Regions from separate parts of the Homo sapiens genome. Here regions 1, 2, 3 and 5 are each linked to region 4. A link is a contact called in ENCODE Hi-C or POLR2A ChIA-PET data. All regions are on one chromosome and are shown on one strand. The core of a region is the stretch at or near the end of the contact, and the rest is flanking DNA. Distances in the headings are between cores, read along the strand shown. Region 1 holds the start of SOS1 (SOS Ras/Rac guanine nucleotide exchange factor 1). Region 2 holds the start of SRSF7 (serine and arginine rich splicing factor 7). Region 3 holds the start of ATAD2B (ATPase family AAA domain containing 2B). Region 4 holds the start of YPEL5 (yippee like 5). Region 5 holds the start of HNRNPLL (heterogeneous nuclear ribonucleoprotein L like).

Region 1 (4,691 bases), core at 213-2,712, 9.0 Mb after region 4:
TAGAAGCTTTAAAAACGTAAGAACACTTCCTAATTATACTAAAACATTTAAAAGCACAGATCGGGGGTATGTAACTTCAGGTAACAATGTAGCAAACTTAAACATACAAAGGCTAAAAATTCTTAACAAGCCAAATGACAGCACCAAGAATCTCGAACGCTGCAAAAACAAAACAAAACCCCCCTGAAATTGGTAGCATGTGCACCAGCCCCTGTTAATCGGAGGAGCGGGGGAAACCAGGAGAATGAGGAGTGAATACTGACGGCGAGCAGAGCAGGCCACGTTCCTACTGGCAGGCGAGCTCGCAATTCCTTTGAGCAAGCCTTACGGCCAGGGCATTCTCAAGCCACTAAAACCAGCGTACTGGACACCTAAAACGGTAGGCTGACAGCAGCTCCGGGCTAAGACCAAGAAGACGGAAAAGTGGCCTGCTTTGACCTCCGCTGAAAACTGAGGCTCCTCCAACTGTTGTTGTCCTGGAATCAAAGGGCAAAGCATTCACCTCTCAGGGGTTGGATTATCCGGATAAACTCCCCCCGGCTCCCTGCGGCATTCCCACACACCCGGTGGATGTCAACACCGAGAGCCAGCCGTATGAGGGGGGCCTCTCCGTGTGCGCCGTCCTTTTGGAGACGCGGCGAGACCGGGAAGAAAGACGGCCCTGCGCGCGCCCCGCCTCCCCAGCCCTTCCCCAGCGCCCGCGCTGGGGGGCTGCGGCCGGGAAGCGGGGTCCCGCGTGCTCCTCACCTTTTTCAGCGCAGGCACCAGTAGTCCCCGCCACTTGGGCGCGTTCTCTTCGCTGAAAAACTCGTAGGGCAGCTGCTGCGCCTGCATGGTGCCCCCGGGGCGCCTCTGGGCGGGGAGAGGGGCGGCGGCGGCCGGGCCAGGGAGCCGCGAGAGGGCGAGCTCGCAGCGCGGAACAGGGCCGCGGCCCCACCGGACGGCCCGGCCCCCTCCGGGCGCCGCGCAGCCGGGCTAGCCCTGGCGAGGGGGCTGGGGGGCGAGGCCCGCGCCTGGCCACCCACCCGACACAGGTACCAGCCGTGGAGAACGGACGCGGCCCGGAGGCGGCGGCATCCCGCACCACCGCCCCGGGGCCAGGCCCCCCGCCCCTCCCCGGCCCGCCGGCGCCGCCCCGGGCTGCCCTCTGCCGCGGCCGCCGCCCGCCCGCCGGGGCTGCACTCCCGGGCCCGGTCTGGCCCCGCGGCGGAGCTGGCGGCTGGGGGAGGACGTGTGGAGGGACGCTCCGGCCGCGGCGCCCGCTCCGCGTAGTTGGGACTCCGAAACGCAAGAGCCCCGGGCGGGGCGGAGCTGGGGCGGAGGTCTCGCGGGGAAGGGGAAGGACCGGAGGTCGTTGTTGGGGAATCTGGCTGCCCTGAGGTGCCGCCGCGGCCGCCGCCGCCACCGCCGCCGCCGGTGTAGCGCTGGAGCTTCCTACTAGCGAACTGAACCTGCTCGCTACTGAGCATGCGCTGCCGTGCTGGGCTGGTTCGCTCCGGGTTTTCCGGCTCCCGGTGAAGGAGGAGGAAAGCTCGAGAGAGAAAGAGAGAGAGAGACAGGGAGGGCGCCCGGCCGGGCTGTGGCTGCGCTCCTGGGGGCTGCAGGGGAGGGGCGAAGGGGCCCGAGAAGTCGCACCCTGGCAAAGTGGGGCCTGCAAGGGTGGGTGATGACTAGGGTAAAGAGGCTCCCCATTGTGTGGCCTGGCCGTGAGGGCTCCCACCCTTCTCGGAGTCCCTGGGCCCTTCGTTTCGGAAAGGGGTGTGTGTACTTTGTTCCTGAACACGAAGATAAGGACTGCCCAGAGCACGCAATGTATAGTAAACAGACTGGACAAAAGACAGGTGCTCTGTCACGAAACCTACTGCTCAGTATCTGCTGAGTAGTAGAAGTGATTGCGGTGTTTCTAAGTGGTCTTTCCACAAAATAATAAAATGTGTACGTGTAGTATTGATTTTGTGTGAATGTTTTAGATTCCCTCTGTTCATCTTTTAAACCCACTCCAGAAATGAACTCCAGTAAGCACTTTCCTCCAGTGGATATCGAGACCTCTTTTACAGCTCCTAGAGCACTGCACTTATGCCCCTCTCAGGGCGTTCAGTCTATTGTGTTTTGTTATCTTTTGCGGTTCTTTCGACTAGATAATAAACTGGAAGGCAGATCTTTTTCACCAGGGCCTCTACACAGTGTAGAACAGGCACTCAGTCAATGTTAGTGGAATGCTAAAGGAGCAGTATTTATAAACTGTCCCTCCAGGCCACTGTTTGTTTATAATAGGGGCACTTTGTGGCAGACACCTTATGATTTATCATTAATTATCATTTTTTTGAGTATCATCTCATTTAATCCCCATAGCAACCCTATTATTTTCATTTCACCGATAAGAAGGCAGTTTAGAGGAACTAGCCTGGGTTAAAGCTGACATTGTGTCCTGCTATTCCTGAGAACAGTAACCAGGATCACATAAACGAGAAAGGTTCAGTGGTTCTTAATCTTTACAGGACCTCTTTGAAAATCTGGAAAAACAACTCTTAGGTTATTTCCTTTAAAAATACACAGGCCGGCCAGGCGAGGTGGCTCATGCCTGTAATCCCAGCACTTTAGGAGGCCGAGGCGGATGGATCACCTGAGGTCAGGAGTTCCAGACTAGCCTGGCCAACACTGTGAAAACCTGTCTCCATAAGAAATACAAAAATTAGCCGAGCATGGTGGTGGGCGCCTGTAATCCCAGCTACTTGGGAGGCTGAGGCAGGAGAATCGCTTGAACCCAGGAGGCAGAGGTTGCAGTGAGCCGGGATCATGCCACTGCACTCCAGCCTGGGCAACAAAACCAAAACTCCGTTTCAATTCAAAAAAAAATATACACACACACACACACACACACACACATACACACAGACCGGCCGGGCGCAGTGGCTCACGCCTGTAATCCCAGCACTTTGGGAGGCCGAGGTGGGCGGACCATTTGAGTTCAGGAGTTTGAGACCAGGCTGGCGAGACCCATCTTTATTGTTTTATTGAAAAAATAAAAATATACATACTTGGTTTACATTTGAAAAACTCCCCACTTTCAAAGTGTGTGGAATGAAAGCTGGAATTATAGGCGCCTGCCACCACACCCAGGTAATTTTTGTATTTTTATTAGAGATGGGGTTTCACTGTATTGGCCAGGCTGGTCTCGAACTCCTGACCTCGTCATCCACCCGCCTCGGCCTCCCAAAATGCTGTGATTACAAGCCTGAGCCACCGCGCCCGGTCAGCCCTCTTCAAATATTTAAAGGGTTGTGATATGGGGGAAGAGATTGGTTTGTATGGTTCCAAATGAACCAACATCAAGCCTGTACCCCAAACTATTGCTTGGCTTCCCATTGCTCTTAGAATACATTTCAAACTTCTTACCGTACCCCACAAAGGCGTGCATCTGGCTCCTGCTCACATTCTCAATGTTTTCTCACCATTCACAACCTCGCCTCACCACACTCCAGTCACAGTAGCCTTCTGTCTATTCCTAGAAAACAACAACCTGCCTAAAGAACATTGTTCTTCTCTCAGCCTAGAACCCCTAACTGTTCCCTTGGCTGGTTATAAACATCACCACCTCCAAGAGGCCTTCTCCGATCACTCCAAGTAATTCTCACCTGTGTATTTCTACCTTATGTTCTTTTTATTTCCTGCTAGCACTAAATCAAATCAGTCCTCTATTTTTGGTTGTTGGTTTCCCTCCTGCCCCCAAATAAAATGTAAACTCCTAGAGAGAGAGAAACAATCTTTTTTTTTTTTTTTTCTTTTTCTGAGACAGAGTCTCATTTTGTTGCCCAGGCTAGAATGCAGGCGGAATCTTGGCTCACTACAACCTCCACTTCCCAGGTTCAAGTGATTTTCCTGCCTCAGCTTCCCGAGTAGCTGGGACTACAGGCGCACGCCACCAAGCCCGGCCAATTTTTGTATTTTTAGTAGAGGTGGGGTTTCGCTAGGTTGGCCAGGCTGGTCTCGAACTCCTGACCTCAAGCAATCCACCCACCTCCGCCTCCCAAAGTGCTGGGACTACAGGCGTGAGCCACCGCGCCCGGCCGAGATCAACAATCTTGTGCGTTTCGTTCTTCATTGGTTTTAATCGTATCCCCGGGGCCTACAATGCCTGCACACAGTAGGTAGCAATAAATATTGTCGAAGGAATAAAATGTGCATGCAGGAAAGTTCCAGGACTACATAATCAACGTTGTTTCCAGAAAACGGGCGATTTTCGGGGTGTGCAGGTAAAAAGCGTACATTCACTCACTCGGGCTAAGAGGTTGGGCATGTTGACCTCTAAGATCCCCTTCAACTCCGAATCTCTGATTTGACTGCAGAGGAAAACAAGCCCTAGAAACATGGGTTACAGCCTGGGCTAGGCTTGCTTAGCGGCCAGGGCAGGTTTTCACTAGCATGGCCGTTTGGGCCGTAGACAGGGCGGGTAACTGGAGAGAAACTGCAGTGAAGAGACTCAGTGCTTCGCAGCGGGGAGACCTACAGGGAGTGCCAGGGTCAGCCCCGCTAAGGTCAAGGAGCACTCCATCACCCCTGTACTGCTTGCCTGTATCTCTTGGGACAAAACAAAACACCTATGTCCATTCAGCAAGAGAAGACAACCGTGCGGACTCAGAAACGTGCAGACGGGTAGGCACGTGTAGACGTAAAAGTGTCGCCCACCAATC
Region 2 (4,652 bases), core at 1,249-3,748, 8.6 Mb after region 4:
AATATAAAACACTGTAATGTGTATTTAAAATAAACCTTGCAAGTTTGCAGGTCGACCCTCTTTGGCCCATGGTCTAGTAGATCTAGACGATCTAGAAGTATCTATAGCCGATCGCTGCATCTAGATGTTTTCTTCAATCTAACGACGATCAAACTGACAGCCAAATGAGCCAGGTGAGGCTTGATTGACGCAAGAAGATTTTTCTAGTTGGGAATGTGGTCAATCTGGTGTTCCTCTTTCTAAACCGGAGGGGGGCCCCAATTGTAAGCCAAATTTACTGTTACGGCGATCACCGTCTCAAATTTTCTGCCCTTTAAAGAATAAGGTGAAGCTAGGTGTAGATGACTCGAGGGGATCTGGCCTCTTATGCTGATCACCTCAAGGTCTAGGAGGATCTTAATTGTCGGATTTGCAAGGCGCCTCAGCATGATATCATAAGGCTCGTGACATTCTGAATCAAGGCGACTGACTCAAACGAAGAAACCTGAAAGGTTTTGACCAGGTTGATTATTAATATAGTAACATTTTTTTAATTAAACAAAAATTGTAAAATACACCTGTACAATTAACATTCAAGTTTATAGAAAAACACTAGTTTCTGCCTTGCTAATAAAAGAATTACTTGATTAACTAGAATACCAACCATTCCTTTATTAAAATAAATACCTGCTTCTTCTTCGCCGGCTGTAACGATGACAATCATAAGCATAATGTCCCTTTTCGCCACACTCATAGCATCTATCATTTGGATCAAAGGGACGTCGGGCAGGTGGTCTATCAAAACGTGATCTCCGAGGCATGCCTGTCGATAGTTCAACCCTCACTCGGGAGCCACAAATCACCCTAATAAAAGCAAATTAACAAAATTCTAAAGTTAAAAATATATTCAGGACTTATAGATTTAAAAAGAACTCTTTCCAACCACTCACTCTTTCCAACCACTCCTTCCCCCCCAACAAACTTTGGCGGTCTTTACCAAGCCCTAACTCCATCTCCGCTATCTTCTTTAACCTTCGTGTGCCTTTAGCATTTAACACTATGACCAGCTATTTAAGGTCTCTTCCAGACTTCAGAATCCAAATTTAGCACTAAGTTCATTATCTAGCCACAGTATATTTTAATGAACAGAAGATTCATAACATCTTACTTACTTTCCATCCAGTCCTCGTACTGCATCTTCTGCATCTCTAGGATCTTCGAATTCCACAAAGGCAAATCCTGGAGGATTTCTCGCAATCCATACAGTTCTTAAAGGACCATAATAACTGAAAGCCCTTTCTAACTCTCCTTTGCCAGCGCCAGTTCCCAGGTTACCAACATACACCTTGGTTTCTGTTTAAAAACGCAAATAGAAGAATGCACGTTACGCAAAATCTGGCCCAAGTTTCAATTACTTATTTGCCTTAAAACGGGCCATCCTCAAGATTGGGTAAAGCACATTTAATGCCCTCTATCCAAGACAAAACTTAGTCGTAAAACTGGTGAAAGTCCGCAAATCCCTGAGAAACTAGACTTTTGACAAAATTCTTAACGTTCTAAATAATGCGGGGTGACCCTCCCGAACACAAGCAGAAACGCGTGGTAGGATACACCGAGGCGTGGGGCGGAACCTGGCCCGGCCCCACCCATGAGTCCCGGCAGCCCCGGGCGCACCGGGAGCGCGCGGGCCCGCAGCGGCAGCGGCGTCGGCGGCGGGAGGGCCTCGGTAGGGGCCGGGCCAGGAGAGCAGGGCTGCGCCGGCTCTCGTCCTCCGCGGCAAACGTCCCAGGCACAGGCTCGCCCAAGACTCCAGCTCCCCGCCCCAGAGCCATAAACCGCGCTGGAAATAACTAAAAAAAACCCAGCCGCCAGTCGCAGATTACGTCCCCATTCCCATTCCGCAATTTAACCGATTGTTTGACGAGAACATGCAGCTCACAGCTGCCAATTTCGTTCTATCTCAAACACAACCACGATCTTACAGCTGCGGCCAGATCTGTCCGCTGAAGTGGCGGGAAAGCGCTGAGGAAATGCGCCACCACGGTCCTCAATGTGCGCAAAATGGCAGCCGCCGCCGAGGGCGGGGGGGGAGGGGGGCCGGCGGGCAGCTCCGAGAAAGGCAACGCGAAAACCGTCATCTCAACCCTGCTTTAGGCTGGATTGGGCCACAAAAATGCCCAAGAGTACGGAACTCGGCAGAGATGTACACCCGCCATCCCGTCTCCCTTCAGCACCCCGCCTCCGCTGCCTCCGGCTTCGTCTGGCGTGCTCCTAAGCCGCCATTACGCACGCGGAATAACCGTCTCCCAACCTCCGCGACAACCCTACGGCCTCGCAGTGCTCACTACACCCACACCAACGTCCCTCACCGGACTCCAGCTTCTTACCTCCTCCGTACCGCCCGTAACGCGACATGATGACAGACCCGCGTGCTCGGCTCTTTAGCAAGCAGCGCCCAGGGCTCGAGTGACGCAAAAGCTGACACACACCTTCACCCGCCAAGAGTCCCGGCGGCACTACGAGGAAGAGCCCGGGTTCGCGTTTATATATGCGGCCGCTGCGCTTTGCGCATGCGTCATCTCGTTGTTCTGCGCGGCACAAAGGAGCTGGGCGGAAACAGCCAAGAAACGACGCGGAAGGAACTGAAGAGACTAACACGCGGGTCATGGGCGGAGGGATACGTTTCTATGGGAACGCCACGATCTCTCCAGTAAACCTGAGGCCTTCCCCATGCTGTCCCGCCCCCTCCTCTCCCCGTTTTCTACACCCTCCTTGTCTTCTTTCCCGTCTCCCTACCCTCTGCCTCCTTTCGTTTTTCCCCAGGCTAGGGACCCTCAGCCTTAACAATCTTAGTACGGATGCATTAGACCGGCCTATGAAAGGCTGTACAATTTAACCGCTGATGTTGCAGCCGTCGCGCCCTTCTGCTGGGGGACCTGGCCTAGTCAGCTACTCTGATCTTTGGGGCTCATCAGAGGTAATCGAAGGTTTGGCCATGGTGAAAAGTCCATGAACCCCGCCATTCTGAGTAGTGGTTTTTACACCATAGACCTTGACGCACCCTGGGACTGGTGGTAAAGCCTCCTGTCCTACACGCCCCCTCCAACTTCTTTTGAACCAGTCACCAGTTTGCACCACCACGGTCTGAGTTCTTGGAGTCTGAAAGACAAAGGAATAGAGCTGTGGGGTCCCGCTCCCCCCTCCCCCCTTTATATTGAAATTGTGACAAAACCCTGAATGTTTAAAGCATTTTGGCCAGTGACAATTTGGAAATTATTTGCATCTGAAGCTCAAAGTAACTGATTTGCTTTTCCTAATGCTTTCTGCTTTGTAACACGTGTGATCCACCAATACTCCGATCCTGAGGACTGGGACTCCTAAGTCATCTTTGTGTATCTCCACTCAGTGGAAATAGCAGCCTTGCTGCTCAGCCACTCAACAGTACCAAATAAATGCAAAACTTCTTTACATTAGAATTGCTCTAGACACCAACTACAAATAGAGAAAAAGTTCTTTTTTGCTAGAAACATAGACATTACATCGTAAATTCTTGGAATACACAAAAGTTGGAAATGTACATAAAAAAAGACATTTAGGTATTTGCATTTTTATCTTTTTCGTCTTTTGCAACTTCATTTGGTGAGTATAGGTGTGGAATGGAGAGTACAGGGAAAGCAGGCCTAGTTGGTGAATAAAGCATGGATTCTTTCCAGGTCATGCTATGATTTTATGCATATTTTTTACGTTGATTAAGTTATGGAGAGAATTAATCTCTCTCAGGAAGATCTCTAAGAAGAAAATAGAAGCTCTGTAGAGTATATGTGTTCTCCCTTAGTCTTGGTGATTTTTTTCTTAACAAGGTTCTTCTCAAAAGAAACAATAATTATAAAGATCTATAGGTTCTTCTCAAAAGAATTAAACAATAATTATAAAGACTATATAGGGGCCAGGCGCAGTGGCTCACGCCTGTAATGCCAGCACTTTGGGAGGCCGAGGCGGGCGGATTGCCTGAGCTCAGGAGTTTGAGACCAGCCTGGGCAACACAGTAAAACCCTGTCCCTACTAAAATACAAAAAATTAGCCTGGCGTGGTGGCGTGTGCCTGTAGTCCCAGCTACTCCGGAGGCTGAGGCAGGAGAACTGCTTGAACCCAGGAGGCGGAGGTTGCAGTGAGCTGAGATCGTGCCACTGCACTCCAGCCTGGGCGACAGAGCAAGACTCCATCTCAAAAAAAAAGATTATATGGTATCTGAAAGATAAAATATAAATTCTGTAAAGCCTCACTAAGTTGACTTTCTTCTGTTAAGAAGCTATGAAAATTACTGTTGAGGCCGCGCGCAGTGGCTCATGCCTGTAATCCCAGCACTTTGGGAGGCTGAAGCTGGCGGATCACCTGAGGTCAGGAGTTCGAGACCAGCCTGACCAACATGGAGGAACCCCGTCTCTACTAAAAATACAAAATTAGCTGGGCGTGGTGGCGCATGCCTGTAATCCCAGCTACTCGGGAGGCTGAGGCAGGAGAATCGCTTGAACCTGAGAGGTGGAGGTTGTGGTGAGCTGAGATCTTGCCATTGCACTACAGCCTGAGCAACAAGAGCAAAACTCCTAGGCCGGGCGCTGTGACTCACATCTGTAATCCCAGCACTCTGGGAGGCCGAGGCGGGCGGATCACCT
Region 3 (4,782 bases), core at 858-3,357, 6.2 Mb before region 4:
GATACGATTAAATGCTTACACCCTAAATATTTTCTTTGTCCTTAAATGTACAGAAAAGATCTTTTCTTAAATTGAGTTTTATTTTAAAATATGTGATAGCCTCAGTAGGTCAAGAAGCTTGAACATGTTTGGAATAGTTTCCACCGAAAGCCTCGTCTTCAAAGTACTTATTCTCAACAGTTTGCACAACTTTCAGATTTAACCTTATTTCAACCTAAGAGAGCTGTAAGCCCCCAAAATAGTCTATTAAATAGGACGTTATAATGCCCAAAATTTTATCAAAGAAAAGCCAAAACGATTTTCAAAGATATAATAAAAATATTTCAGAGTAGTATGGTAAAATATTCCTGTCTCTGCCTAGATCCATTCTGTTAGTGTCAAAACAGTGTAAGACACAAAGAAAAGCACACACAAACCGCGATCTTGTAGACCCCTAGAACATAAAATATTGCTTTCCCCCAATAAGAACCACAAAATGGTGTGGAATTAAAGGAGCATTTTAAATGAACAGCTTTTTCCAGCCAAATTACTTAGCAAGTCAACCTCTTTTAGACAGAAGCAATACACTCTTCTCTGAATTCAGAAACAATCTCATAGTAAAACAAACGTGTCAATTCCTTTAAAACAATAAATATCTGTGCTTAGCTTTATAATGTAGGTAATAAAATTTCAAGATCTTTCAATCAGTTTTTTAATTCAATCACCAGCGTCTTTAAATGTCATTTTTGCAACTGCATGACTATGGTGTTCATTCACCTTTTGTAATATAGTCCCATAACAAAAATGTAGACACCCAAGAAACCACACAGTTTTGGCATGATGGTGCTGACTATCCGAAACATTCCACTTGTTTCTTTCGACGTGCTCCTTCTGTGACCTGAAAGCTCTGGTTCCTACTAGCACCTTGGTGAGCTAGCTGGCTGGTTCCCCAGCTATAATATCATGTTTGATCTCTCCTGCCTGGAGAGGCGATAGCGTTGATTTTGTTTTTAAAGTTGGTGTCAGAGCAGCTACAAACTTTTTTCAGCATCCCTGCCTGGCTGCCAACTGGAGCTCTCTGTTCACTTCCTCACCAACTTGAACCACCCCCAAACTGAGAGTAAGCTGGAGTTAGACAGCGGCAGGAACTGACACACTTTCAAGAAGGGTTTGACACCGCAGAAAACTTTCACTTCTCCAACCCTTCCACCCAGGGGCTCTGGCCCTTCGCTCTTGCTTCCCCGCTAGAATTCCCCTCTGGGGCAGGACAAGGACACGGACAGCAGATCGTTCGAATGACGCCGAAAGGGACCCCCAAAGCCCTCTCCCCTGGACTCAAGGGCTGTTCTTCACACAAAAGAGCCGGGCCAGCTTGAAAAGCAAAGGGGCCAGCGTCGCGGCCCTTCTCTGGGTGCCACCCTCCACCGCGCCCGCAGACCCTGTCTCCAGCCGCCCGAGCGGTCTCCACTGTAGGCTTCCTACCCCCAACCCGGCCAGACAAAGCCCCGGCAGCAGGGCCGGCACTTCCGAGCCTCCGGACTCGGGACGCCGCGCTCTTACCCTGGCCTCATCCAGAGTGACGCCGGCGCCACCGCTTCCCCCGGCTTTGGCGGCGGGGCAGCTGGCGGCGCGGGTCTTGGAGGAGCGGGTCCGAGAGGAGATGAAATGGCTGCTGCCTCCGGTCGCCCCAGGCTCTGCTCCGGCCCCAGGCCCAGGCCCGGGACCAGGAGACTTGGACCCGAGAAGGCGGAGAGAGCTCTTCCGGGTGTTCACCATGGTCCAGCCAGGGGGACGGAGTCCACGCCGCGCCCGGGAGAGCCGAGCAAGGCCGGCCCGCCGGCCGGTCAGTCAGGGCCAGCGGAGCCGAGCCGGGCAATGAGAGACGAGCCGGCCCGGAGCGTGCGGAGCGCAGACGAGCACAAGAGAGAGCCGGGCAGAGGAAGGGAAGTCGGCGTGAGCAGGCGGCGTGCGGGAAGCGGGGGCGGTGCTGCAGACCGGCAGCACAGACACTCCGCCGGCTTCGCCCTCCTCAGCGGGAGCCGAGCGGAGCCGCCATTTCTACCCCTTTCTCTCCCGTTCTCGCTCTCGAGCTCCGTGCGTCAAGGCTCCAGCGCCGCAGGGCCAACGAGACCGCTTCCGGCCGCAGCCACGGCGGGGCGCTGCGAAGCCGGCCAGCCCTTCCCGGCTGCTCGCTCCTCTCCCTGCCGCCTCCAGCTGCCCCGCCCCCGGCGCGGCGTCAGCGCTCGGCGGCCGGGGAGCGACGCTCTAGGCTGTCAGCTCGGTGGTTTCCAGCTCTCCCCGACCGCAGGGCTGGGGCGACCAGAAAAGCCAGACTAATCAGGACGAGTTCGGGCGTGGAATTGGGCCTGAAGCCCTCATGCCCAGCCAGGCCTGAATGCCCCAGACCCCACCGTCACCCCCGTGGCCTGGATGGAGCAGGGGACGGCCGGCGAAGGCGCGGGGTGGAAGGGGAGCGGCGACGAAGGCGCGAGGAGCTGACTGGGAATCCCCAAGCTACCCGAGGCAAGACACTGAACTTGAGTCGCACTTTTCATGCCTGTAGAAATGAGAATGACAGCTGTGATAAAAAAAAAATTCATCTGGGCGGTATCTGGAACTTGGTAAGCTTAAGAAGAGAAGGGGGGGGGGAAACACCATGCTAGAACTCTGCGTTTTTAAACAAAGCGAGGCAGGGTCGTTTTCTATCCCCTTAGCCAGATCTAAGGCGGAGCCAAAGAATGAGTACCCTGTAAGAGCCGCCTCTATCGCCGCCCCCTGCCCCCGGCCCGCTGAAGAATTAAGAATACAAAAAGCTGAACCCACAGATAAAGCATTTGCAATTTAACTTCCAAAGAAAAAAAAATTAAGCCACACAATTCATATGAAAAGCTCTGCTGTAGGCCGGGTGCGGTGGCTCAAGCCTGTAATCCCAGTACTTTGGGAGGCCGGGGTGGGTGGATCACCTGAGGTCAAGAGTTCTAGATCAGCCTTACCAACATGGTGAAACCCTGTCTCCACTAAAAATACAAAAAATCGATGGGTGTTGTGGTGGGCACCTGTAATCCCAGCTGCTCGGGAAGCTGAGGCATGAGAACCACTTGAACCCAGAAGATGGAGGTTGCAGTGAGCCGAAATCACGCCACTGCACTCCAGCCTGGATGACAGAGCCAGACCCTGTCTCAGAAAAAAAAAAAAGAAGAAAGAGAGAGAGAAAGGAAGAAAGAAAGGAAAGAAAGAAAGAAAAAGAAAGAAAGAAAAGCTCTGCTGTAAAGTAGGAATTAGGTTCATTTCAAAAATTCACAGTACAGGCCGGGCTTACGCCTGTAATCCCAGCACTTTGGGAGGCCAAGGCGGGCGGATCACTTGAGGTCAGGAGTTCGAGACCAACCTGGCCAACATGGTGAAACCCCCTCTCTACTAAAAATACAAAAAATTAGCCAGGTGTCGTGGTGCATGCCTGTAATCCCAGCTACTTGAGAGGCTGAGGCAGGAGAATCGCTTGAACCCGGGAGGCAGAGATTGCAGTAAGCCAAGATCGTGCCACTGCACTCCAGCCTGGGTGACAGAATGAGACTCCATCTCAAAAAAAAAAAAATAAAATTCACAGTACATTAGACATAGCCTACTGTTTATTGGGCAGGAGTTTATTAAACTGTTTATTAAACTAAGAAAAATTGAAAACTCAGGAAAAGTCCTGAAAATGACCAAATGGCATCAAACTTAGAGCATTCTGGCCATCTAAGCTCCCAATCATTCCAAAAAACTGTACAACACTGGAAATGACAATTTTTTTTGTTTGGGAACCAGTATGGATTCCAGAATAGATAAATCCTTCTGACACAATTTGCATACCACATCCTCTCCTGGACACTTCACCTGCCACTTAGAGTTGATGTCTTAATGGGTGGGATTCCTCATAATGGAACCATACCTGGATTTTCCTGGGTCAAGTAGCTATCACATCACTGAGCAGCATAAACAAGTATCAATTCCTGTGGAAAGAGGCTGGTTTGGGCCAGGCACTGTAGCTCACACCTGTATTCTCAGCACTTGGAGGCCGAGGCGGGAGGATGGCTTGAGACCAGGAGTTGGAAACCAGCCTGGGCAACATAGTGAGATCCTCTCCCTGCCAAAAAGAAAGAGAGAGAGACAGGGTCTCACTCTGTCACCCAGGCTGGAGTGCAGTGGCACAACCACAGTTCACTGTAGCCTTGACCTCCCAGGCTCAAGCAATCCCCCTGCCCCAGCCTCCCTGGTAGCTGAAACTACTGGGTGTGGTGCCTGTGGTCCCAGCCACTCCTGAGACTGAGGCGCCATCAGTCACTTGAGCCCAGGATGTCCAGGCTGCAGTGAGCCAAGTTCATGCCATTGTACTTTAGCCTGGGTGACAGAGTAACACCCTGTCTCAAAAAAATATTTAAAAAAAAAAAAAAAGGGTAGGGTGCAGTGGCTAATGCCTGTAATCTCAGCACTTTGGGAGGCAGAGGCGGGCGGATCACTTGAGGTCAGGAGTTCGAGACCAGCCTGACCAACATGGTGAAACCCCATTTCTACTAAAAATACAAAAAATTAGCCAGGCATGGTGGCAGACACCTATAATCCCAGCTATTTGGGAGGCTGAGGCAGGATAATCGCTTGAACCCGGGAGGCGGAGGTTGCAGTGAGCTGAGATTGCACCACTGCACTCCAGTCTGGGCAACAGTGCAAAACTCCATCTCAAAAAAAAATAAATAAATAAAAAGGCTAGTGTCCTGCAGAGGTGTGTGGTATGCAAATTATATACAAAGGATTTGTGTGCTTTCC
Region 4 (4,865 bases), core at 1,052-3,551:
ATACTTGAATGTTTTATCCATGTACACAGGTGTCGATTACAGCATTATTTTTAATACAAAAGACTGAAGACAATCTGAATGTCTATCAGTAGAAAAATGTTTAGAAACATTTAGAAAAGATGGTGAAAGCTGGACACATTGGCTCACACCCGTAATCCCAGCACTTTGGGAGGCCAGGGTGGGCAGATCACCTGAGGTCAGGAGTTTGAGACCAGCCTGGCCAATATGGTGAAACCCTATCTCTACTAAAAATACAAAAATTAGCCGGGCGTGGTGGTGGGCACCTGTAGTCCCAGCTACTGGGGAGGCTGAGGCAGGAGAATTCCTTGAACCTGGGAGGTGGAGGTTGCAGTGAGCCAAGATCACAACACTGCACTCCAGCCTGGGGCACAGAGCAAGACTCCACCTCAAAAAAAAAAGATGGTGAAGTCATACTACGGAAAACTATGGAGACAAAGGTAAATTTGTAGATAAAAGACACATCTGACATGAAAGGATGGCTATAGCACATTGTTGAGTGAAAAAAAAAAGCAGGTTGAAAAACAGGAAGTACAATATGCTTCTATGTATAATACATTCAATTTGGGAAGAATAGGATACATATGAAGCTGTTAGAAGACAGAAGTCTCTTATCAAATGAGGCAGTATGATCTTCCTACAATAAACGTGTAACTTTTATATTAAATATTGTTAATTGAAAATAAAGAAATAGAAAGGAAAATAAACTAAAATACTGTATGTTTAAAACTTCTGGCCAGGCACAGTGGCTCATGCCTGTAATCCCAGCACTTCAGGAGGCCGAGGCGGGCGGATCACGAGGTCAGGAGTTCGAGACCAACCTGGCCAATATGGTGAAACCCCGTCTCTACTAAAAATACAAAAATTAGCCGGGCGTGGTGGTGTGCGCCTGTAATTCCAGCTACTCAGGAGGCAGAGGCAGGAGAATTGCTTGAACCCGGGAGGCGGAGGTTGCAGTGAGCCAAGATCATGCCACTGCACTCGAGCCTGGGCGACAGAGCAAGACTCCGTCTGAAACAAACAAACAAAAAAACTTATCTCCTGGAAAACTCACTTATTAAAAGATAACTAGTCCTTTTGCCTTTGATGCTCAGGTAAACTTCAGACGAACTAAATGAAAATACTTGTGGATTTGGGGATGAGCGGGAGTCAAGTGCTAGAATTTGCTTAGCAGCTTCTCTTCCACCAATAATGACTTTAAACATGTTGCAAACTAGCCCCAAATGCTAACCTACATTTTTAATCTGAGAGGTATGCGTCATCAAATATTTTGGTTTTATCCCGAAAGTCAGCTAACAGAGATGTAAGTACCTGGGCAACTCTAATGGAATGAGAAGCAACATCTTCCATCTTAAGCATTGATAAGGGTTAAGGGAACAGCTGCTCTTTGCAATGAACAAATCTCACTCTCTGAGGCAGAAATTCGCCATATAGAAGACTGAATTTCTTCATCTTTTTGAGAATCATTTCCACTACCCAGAAAAAACATTCAAATGAGTTGTAAATAAAGTCAAGCGCAGTTGAAAAATCCTGTATCCACAGATGTTTCTTAGGAGTGCCTATGCGCTTAGACTCGAGGGCTAGGGGTTTGAAAGCAAAAGGCAGCCCTCTACCAGGGGTGGTCGGGGAAACGGCCTCCAAGAAACGAATTACACGGTGCACTTTAGTTACCTAGGCAGCTGTTTGTCTAGGAAACAGCTTATTGTTTTCATTTGTCATCACCGCGGCTCACTAGGTATCAGGAAGCTCGGCTCCAGCCGCTACCTGGTGACGCTAATGACGTGCGATGTCTCGCAGCTGCCGCAATTAGACAGGCCAAGCCTTCGCCTTTAAGAAGCTGACTCACGTGGATGCTGTGTTGTGTGCGCTCAGCTGAAAGGGGGAGGTGGGTCCCCAGACTGACTACATTGGCCGCCTCGAGAGAAGGGGCAGAGTTAGCCTCTTTGATTGGCTGTACGAGTCCGAGGTGCTGGGTCAGGGGCGGGGCGAGCTGTCGCAAGCCTGCCCTGGGTCTGCGGCTTCTGAGAGGGGTGGGCCGCGAAGCGGAGGGGTGCGGGAGTGGGGGAGGGTGAGCCAGAGAAGGGGCGGGGCCCCGCGAAAAAGGCAGGAGGCCGAGGACAGGGGCGGGGCCTAGAAATAAAGGGCGTTCTGGGCCAACCGGGAGAGCTGACTGCGGGGGGGCGGAGCCACGCCGGGTGACTGACGTTGAGGCCCAACCAGGGAGAGGCGGGGCCAAGGCCAGGGCCTGACTAAACCTGGAGACTCGGGTGGCCGAGGGGCTTCATACCAGCTGAAGAGCGACAAGCCGCTGGCAGCCGCGGATCTCACCGCCGCTCAGGGTGAGTCCCGCGGGAGGGGCTGGACTCGGGGCCGGTGGGGACTGAGGCGCCCGTTCGGGTCGGGCGGCTTCGAGGCACTCGGGAATCGGCCCAGGGTGGGGGGCCCAGGCAGGAAGTGCCTCTTCCTCGCCGCGCTCTTCCCGGGGTCCCAGAGCGGCCGCCCCAGATCCTTCAGGGTGGGCCCCGGCGCTGGGACCGCGGGCGGACGCGCGGGGCTGTTTGCTCTTTGTGAGGCCTGGCGCGGCGGCCGCCGTCGGCCCGCCCCCGCCGCGCAGCCGGGCGACCGGTGCGACAACAGCCGCAACCCCTCCGCGCGGCGCCCGCGCCTCCGCCCCGTTTCCCCGTCGCGTCCTCCGAGGCCCGCCGCCGAGGCCCACGGCGCCCCCTGGGCGGACGGTCTGGCCGCGACCCCCAACCCGCCGCGCCGCGCCGCGGCTGCCCCGCCCCCACCCGTCGCATAGTCGGGGGCGCGCCCGGTCTCCGCCCCGAATCCAAGTCGGAACTTGACCGAGTTGTTTGGGCCGCGATGACCGCACGGCGTGAACCGTCCTGAGCAGGGCCCACGCCCGGCCCAAGCGGCCCAGCCACCGGGCTGGGGCGGTGTCTCCCTTTGCCCCCTCCCCCCCATGAACGTCCGCCTCCCCCGCCCTCCTGCCCAGAGGACCCGGGACTGACAGCGCAGGGTGACGGTTGGGCAGCCCGCCGGGTGTCGGGACCAAGAGAGCCCCCCGGCCACCCGCTCAGCTGTTTCCTGCTCGTGTTTGTTGTGCCGAGGGAGGCCCCGCCGCCACCGCCGCCGCCGCGCTCTGCCGCCCCGGTCCCTCCCGATTGGCCGGCTGGCGTCACGTGGCCTCCATCAGCTGGGCCGGCGGGGGCGCTCGCGGGCCCCACTGCGGCTGCCGGGTGAGCCCACCCGGGGGTCGCCCGGGCCGGCCCAGCTCCGCCAGCTTCGGGCTGCGGCCTTCCCTCCGCTTGCAGTCGGGAGGGTGGGCGTGCCCTTGCAACCCCTTTCCTGTACCTTCTCTGCAGGTAGATGGGACAAATGAGTGTCCGGATCAGCGGGAGTGGGAAATTGAAATACTACAAAGATCTGTTTAATCCTGATACCAACTAATCTCCCTTTCAAGGGAGAGTCTGGGAAGCTGTACAGCTCATTTATTTTTAAACTTTTTCTGTTTACAGAGATCTGTTGGTAATCTGAGGATTTTTATTCTACGTCGTCTTGACAGATGGAAAACCTGAAGTAACTTCGGGCTAACCTTGTGTTTTTGGAAAATTAGTAGACTTGGTGGTGAAGAAACTGGGAGGAGTAGGATATTAGCTAACTTTGCATAGCCACATATAGAGCGTCGCAGCTGCATTCCACCAAAGAGGAACCAAAAGGCCTGTGGTGTTCCCAGGGTACATATTCATGCCAGAAGTGAAGTGCTTTGGTGAATTCGTTTCCTGAAAGTTTATCGCATACTTGTACTGGGTTAGGTAAGAAGTAAAGTACAAAGAATTTAGAATAGTTTCTCTAGAAGCTTATAACTTAATCAAAAGTCGTGGACAAAGTCGAGCAATAATTTTAGCAAGTTATGAGACGTTAGTAAAATATATGTAGCTTGGAAAATAATGTTACCTGGTTGGATCATTGCGAACTTTTCTCTAGACTAATTTCCCTTTTCTGTTTTCTATTTAAGTAATGAGAAAAATAAACAGGTTTAGAAAAAAGTGAAAGGAAATAAGGCCAAAAATTATGAAAAGAAGTAATTAAAGCAGCTACTACCCTCTGAAAAACAGTCCACGAGACATGAAGGTAGTCCTAGGTATATGTGTGCCTAAAATATCATTCTAGGTTTAATGGTGAATAACTATAGAGATCAGTGTCAGTTTTAAGATAATCCTGTGTAGTAATGTCAGTGTAATGCAGGAACTGAACCTTAGCTAGACCTGAAGTTGCTACTTGACACTTGAGTCGGGAAGCCAGACAGGTAAATTACACGTCAATCCATCTAGTTAGAGGCTTTTGGTATTGCATCACAACAAACGAGACCATGAAATTGTCTTGCTAGGGTTTAGCGGGGGATGACCAACTCAGATTGTGCACTAACACACAAGGTTTCCTGAGTGAAATGACTAGTCTTATTTTCTAATATTTAAATATAAGTGTTATTGAAATATAGTGAACTTGAAAGTCATCTAACAAAACAGGAAAAAATAAGGCATTATTGAGGGGGGAGAACAAAAATATATCCTTAAAACGTACTGCAAATGAAGACCTGATTCCACAACAGGACATCATTTGACACAGCAAAGTAAACTGGTCACGTACTGCAAGAGGAAAGCAGAGCTTGCTTGTGTCACTGAAAACTTAGCTTGTTATATATTTTGCACAAAAATTGGAAAGTTGATTGTATGGATCAAACTGTTTTCCCATGTAGATTTTTTAATAGCGTTTAGTCACAACTCAGTATAAAGAGTTGATGAAATTACAATAGCAGTAAGTGCTGATTATTATAGTAATCA
Region 5 (4,792 bases), core at 316-2,815, 8.5 Mb after region 4:
AAAAGGTAAGGTAAAAACCCTTTTAACCTAATAGTAGGATATATGTGTACAGTTTCGTAATTCTGTTAAAGTTTGCAGAATTAATCACAATTCATGTGTTAAATGTTTAAATAACATCTAAGTCATTAAAACCGCTTAAGTGCACCAAAAAAGGGCAATAACGTTTGCTCCGCTTTGTTTCCTTAAAGTCTCCATCCAACTGAAGCTAACTACTTGCTGTGGACAAAATGATCACATTCCTTCTGCCTCCCCCTAACATTTCTGGTAAGAGAAAGACCTGGCTCTAGGAATGTGTGTTTAATGCAACCCTGAGCTCACTTCATCCTTTCATGGGGCAAATGTGGAATAAATTACCAATGAAAAACTTTAGTAATTTTAAGATTTGTTTTACTTGAAGGTAGGGGTGTACCAACAGCTGCCAACACTTCTGTTGAAGTGTTGTAACCGAAGAGGTAAAAAGTGTACTGAGTAATCCACAAAATTGGGTAGAGCAAAGGATGCACGCCATGCTTATAAAGAGTTTAATTTTAAAATTTTTTAAATTAAACCTTCAAGGGAACTAGCATGTGAACGCCAAGGCATAATCTGTTATTTAATTACGGGTCTCCATAGGACCGAGGCGGAGAGAGCTCCCGGTAGAACCGACGCAACCATCCCGGGATGGTGACCAACGCGCGGCTGCTGCGGGCAGAGGGACTGAAGAGAACCGGTGGTCCCGACGCTGGCCCCGAGCCCGAGGAGTTAAACTAACAAAGAGCTCCCCGAGCCGCGAAACCCCCCAGAGCGGAAGCGACGCCTCCCCGCCGCCGCCGCCGCGCCGCGACCCTCCCCAAGTTCAGGGCCCGGCAGTGGACTCGCTGCGGGGCCTGCGGCCAGGACGGCGCCGGGTTCGCAGTCGGGATGCGGGAAACAGGTAGAGGCCAGAATACGAGCCCCAAAGAGAAGAGTGGGCGCTTCCCCAAACGGGTCGGCGCAGCGGAAAAGGCTAACTGAAGCAAGCGGGAGGCCCCGCACCGAGGCCCTGCTTCCCGGGGAGCAGCCAGGCACAGCGGACAGGGGGGCCGCGCTTTGTTACCGGCTGAGAGAAGCTCCGGCCGCCGCCGCCGCCATCGCCCCCGCCCCGGGGCGTCGCTTCCCGGCGGTTCTCGCCTTCCTCGGCCGAGTAGTCGATCTCCCCCTCCTCGGTCTTGAGACGCTTGGCCTGGCTCTCGTACTCCCGGTCCTCCTCGTACGTCTCCCTGGGGGAGGAAGAGGAGGAGGACATGGCGGCGGCCGGAGGGACCGGCTGGCAGGCGGGTGGGGGTGGCGGTGGGGCGCGCGCCTCGGATGCCGCCGGCCAGTCCTCGCCGCCGGCAGCGCCTCTTCTGCGAGGGTCTCCGCGGCCCGGCCGTCCGCGGGGACTGCGCGGCCAGGAGACTGGCGGCTGAGAAGCGCGGACGGACTGAGGGGGGCGCCCCGGGAGGAAGCTCTGGAGCGGCCGCTCCTCTCAATTACCGAGCCAACATTCAGCCTCTCCCTCCTCCTCCTCCGTCTCCGCTCCCTGCCCGGAGGAGCGAATCTAAGGATGGGGACGCAACCGTGGCTTCCGGTCTTCCCTCCTCCCCTAAGCCGCTCCCAGCCGCGCAGGCCGAGCCTCCGCCCCCGCCTTCGCGGCCGTCGCGCAGGATCGAATCCAGCCGCAGCCTGCGGGAAGCGCCCCCCCCGGCCCGGGTTCTGCTCCCTATTGGCAGGGGCGGGAAAGTCGACCGGGCTTCCCATTGGCTGTGAGGGCCGTTCGTCAAAAGCCGCCCGCTGCTCGACCTCACTTCTCTCCCCGCGCCTTCTGAACTCGCCGCGGTCCTGGGAGGCCCGGCGCGCAAGGCGCGCCGCCTGGGAGTAGTTGCGACCCGCAACCGTTGGCGCTATGCGGCTCCTACCCGAGGCCAGGCGTGGAGTGAACACGGACGAGCGACGAGAAGTGCGGAGAGGCTAGGGCTGCGGGTGTTAACCGCCCTGCCGCTAATTTAAATGCTTTTTATCACCTCTTAAAAAGAGAATGAGGAAAAAAACCTCTAAAATCCCTGCAGTCATACCCCCCGAAAAGCCCTAAAATTGCAGGCGATGAAGGGAGAAAACGGCTTGGAGCCATGAGAATGGTCTTTCCACTGTTTTGTGTGCAAAATCTGGTAGAAGTGGGCGGACCCTCCCGCCCCTAGCTGGGTGTTGGAGAACAGCTGTCAGCATTGACTGAAGGCTGCGAGGCGCGCGTCGGCAGGAGGCGCTGCACGCGGGCGCTCGTCGGTCTGATCGGTTATAACTCGTTTGTAACCTGGGCCCTTTACTGACTTGCCTGTCCCTGTAAGTCCCTGCTCCAGTTAAATATGTTTTAATCCTTCCATATAAAATCTCATCCTCCATCCCAATTCTTTCTCTTCTGGACAATGTATTTACTTCACTTGATCATTTATTGTCGAAAGATACAAAAGCCTTTCAAAGTTCTGTGATCACAGCTTGCTTCCTCTGTGGTGTCCTGAGGGCTTTTCCAAGATTTTAGTTGCTGCTCTCTTTTTGCAACAGGGCCCCTTATAACTCCCTCTTAAGATGTTCTGTTTTAAAAACTCTGTGAGCGCCTGAAGACAGGAACTGTGTGCAATTTTCATTTTCGCAAGCCCAGTTCCTGTGCGATCTCCAGCACAATTTAGGTGCTCAACAATGCTGAATGAGTAGTCCTTGGGAAATAAAGGTCCAGTGTATCTTTCAGGACAGAAACTGGCAAATCAAGGCAACCTAACTGCCCTCTGTCAGGTGCCTCTTGGAGGACTGCCTGAGATCAAGAGCCTCTTGTGTTTCTGTTGTCCTTGTCCCTCGGATGCTTTCCTAGATGTGGCTCTTCCTTTCCTAAGAGTGTAGATTGCTTCCTCCTCCAGCCTAGTTCTCTCCAAAGTTATTTCCTCCTCCAAAAAAGCTATTTTTATTTATTGCTGAGAGTGCTTTAACATAACACTTTTGTACTTTGTAAATTACACCGGCTGTCATTTTGGAATCTAATTGCAAGATTTTCCACACTATGCAGCTATAATCAAATGTGTGTGCGGCTGCAGGTATACATTGACAAAACAGAACTAAAAAAATTATAAATTTATTTTTTAAATTAAAATGGAAGTCGACAGAAGAAATAGCAAAAGAGTGGCAGAGCTGGCTGCGGATGAGAAAATGTCATTGGCAAAAAGCTCTGCAATGGTTTGGGAAAGTAAAATAGCAACAAGGGAAACAATGATACAATTCTGCTTAAAATATGTCCTATGGATTCATATGTCCCCTAACATATTCAGAATGCAGACATTACCTGGCCTTCAGAAAGCTGAAGATACCAAGGGTCAAAAAAAAGGTCTAACAAACCTACTTCACGTGTTATCTTTAGCATCCATTGTCCTTTTTATAGCAGTCTCAGTATCAAAGATCAGGAAAGGATGAGTGAATTAATAAACTTGATACAAAGGAAACTTCTTTGATGAGGTGAGATGGGCCATTCTCAAGATATTTTTAGTTTGCTCAAATTAAAAGAGAAGAGCTGAGAGCTTAAAACAATTATTTTTTAGGAGAAAGAAAACAATAGAATATTATGTGAAATAATTGAGTGTGATGAGAAGCACTAAATATCTTTTTGTTAAGTATGAGCAACTACCTGTTAATTTTGTTTTATGTACATTTTCATATGCTAGGTGAATTTAGTTTGGTAAATTCTATTCACTCACAACTGGATTTACTAGGCCTTATACAAACTTTCCAAATATTTCTTGTGAAGATGCAAATATTTTAAATTCTCAAAGCCCTGCATTCAACCTATGGATTATACCACATTACAATGCAACTGTCACACCAATGGGTAAGGAAATCCAGCCTTGCCAAACCTAGGGCTGCTGTGCTCAGCGTTCACAAACAGCAGGTGGAATTCAATATGTACCAGTATTAAACTTTGTTCTTTTTGTAAGTAGCCCAGTTGAGTAAAAAAAAAAATATTGAGGGAGTAAAACTTAGAAAGCATTTTTAAAGGACACCAATCAGTTCGTTAACCATGGGTGAAATGCGAGCTTGTTGCAGATGAGTTGTTCAGACAGTGACAGTAGGTCCTTTGATAAGGAAAATACTAGCTAGCTCATCACCAGGGCATGAGGAGCTAAAGAGAGAGGACATAAATTATACTCTACATTATTTCACTTAGGTGAGACAAAGAAATTACACACTGCCCAGTAGCCAGAAATACCTAAGAAAAGCAGAAACAGCTCCTAAATGCCATGACTGTCTGGAACCTCTCATGCATTACGGCCTCAGACCTTTGACTATTTTCTGAACATTTGATTGAATTCGCTGCTGTCAAGTAGGCAGCAGCCAAGAGCTCCCATTGCCACAGCTCAAAGGGGACTCCAGCTATACTGGAGTAGGAGACAGGCTTAGGGCAGGCCTAGGGAAATTGAGAGTCAAGGGCCTTTATAATCAATCCAGCCTCAAATTGCCCTTTAGTTTTAAATCTCGTTACTGATCTATAAAATTTATAAGACATTGTGCTAGGTGATGAGAGGACTACGTGAGCTGGTCCCTGCCCTCTCAAAGCTTGCAATCAAGTTGTGGAAACAAGGCTCATACCCAAGAGATAGGCTACAAGCATCCATATGTAATAATACATATACAATAATTAATAGCCACATTTAATGTGCCAGTCACTGTGCTAACCACTGAAAGGGTTTTGTCAATAAATTCTGACAGAAGCCTTCTACCAGAGGCATTATTATTACTCTTCCCAGTATACAATTAA

Evidence for each region. Hi-C counts contacts between places; a loop is a spot of excess contacts on that map. ChIA-PET counts read pairs that join two places held with the same protein, here RNA polymerase II (POLR2A). Pooled maps may share reads with other maps.
Region 1: a loop to region 4 is called in a map with no recorded cell type, with 18 times the contacts of the local background. The contact joins the promoter of SOS1 here to the promoter of YPEL5 in region 4. A Hi-C loop is called at or near these places in 2 of 37 single-sample maps with no recorded cell type and 4 of 50 pooled maps.
Region 2: a pooled map shows a loop between it and region 4 (8-fold over the local background). The contact joins the promoter of SRSF7 here to the promoter of YPEL5 in region 4. A Hi-C loop is called at or near these places in 3 of 50 pooled maps. POLR2A ChIA-PET finds 5 or more read pairs at or near these places in 2 of 52 experiments (CD4-positive, alpha-beta T cell and T-cell).
Region 3: a map of naive thymus-derived CD4-positive, alpha-beta T cell shows a loop between it and region 4 (28-fold over the local background). The contact joins the promoter of ATAD2B here to the promoter of YPEL5 in region 4. A Hi-C loop is called at or near these places in 1 of 168 maps with a recorded cell type or tissue (naive thymus-derived CD4-positive, alpha-beta T cell) and 6 of 50 pooled maps. POLR2A ChIA-PET finds 5 or more read pairs at or near these places in 1 of 52 experiments (WTC11).
Region 5: a loop to region 4 is called in a pooled map, with 7 times the contacts of the local background. The contact joins the promoter of HNRNPLL here to the promoter of YPEL5 in region 4. A Hi-C loop is called at or near these places in 4 of 50 pooled maps. POLR2A ChIA-PET finds 5 or more read pairs at or near these places in 3 of 52 experiments (PC-3, T-cell and endothelial cell of umbilical vein).

The regions. Positions count from the first base shown.
Region 1 is chr2:39,119,589-39,124,279 of GRCh38, forward strand. SOS1 (SOS Ras/Rac guanine nucleotide exchange factor 1) reads right to left here and starts at 1,463. Exons shown (of 23, transcript NM_005633.4): 1 at 748-1,463. The coding sequence starts at 834. RefSeq lists enhancers at 333-412, 4,260-4,429, 4,460-4,609 and a silencer at 613-1,332.
Region 2 is chr2:38,748,863-38,753,514 of GRCh38, forward strand. SRSF7 (serine and arginine rich splicing factor 7) reads right to left here and starts at 2,499. Exons shown (of 8, transcript NM_001031684.3): 1 at 2,367-2,499; 2 at 1,152-1,332; 3 at 667-843. The coding sequence starts at 2,394. RefSeq lists silencers at 1,584-1,773, 1,984-2,083 and an enhancer at 2,944-3,003.
Region 3 is chr2:23,925,016-23,929,797 of GRCh38, forward strand. ATAD2B (ATPase family AAA domain containing 2B) reads right to left here and starts at 2,108. Exons shown (of 28, transcript NM_017552.4): 1 at 1,540-2,108. The coding sequence starts at 1,755. It also overlaps a transcript of UBXN2A not described here. RefSeq lists enhancers at 775-1,024, 1,123-2,041, 1,235-1,284, 2,042-2,958, 2,545-2,634 and silencers at 1,765-1,844, 2,045-2,374.
Region 4 is chr2:30,144,706-30,149,570 of GRCh38, forward strand. It overlaps YPEL5 (yippee like 5), which reads left to right and starts at 2,302. Exons shown (of 3, transcript NM_016061.3): 1 at 2,302-2,357. RefSeq lists silencers at 1,906-2,485, 2,516-2,685, 2,976-3,415.
Region 5 is chr2:38,601,363-38,606,154 of GRCh38, forward strand. It overlaps HNRNPLL (heterogeneous nuclear ribonucleoprotein L like), which reads right to left and starts at 1,566. Exons shown (of 13, transcript NM_138394.4): 1 at 1,076-1,566. The coding sequence starts at 1,264. RefSeq lists silencers at 1,286-1,385, 1,406-1,455, 1,676-1,745.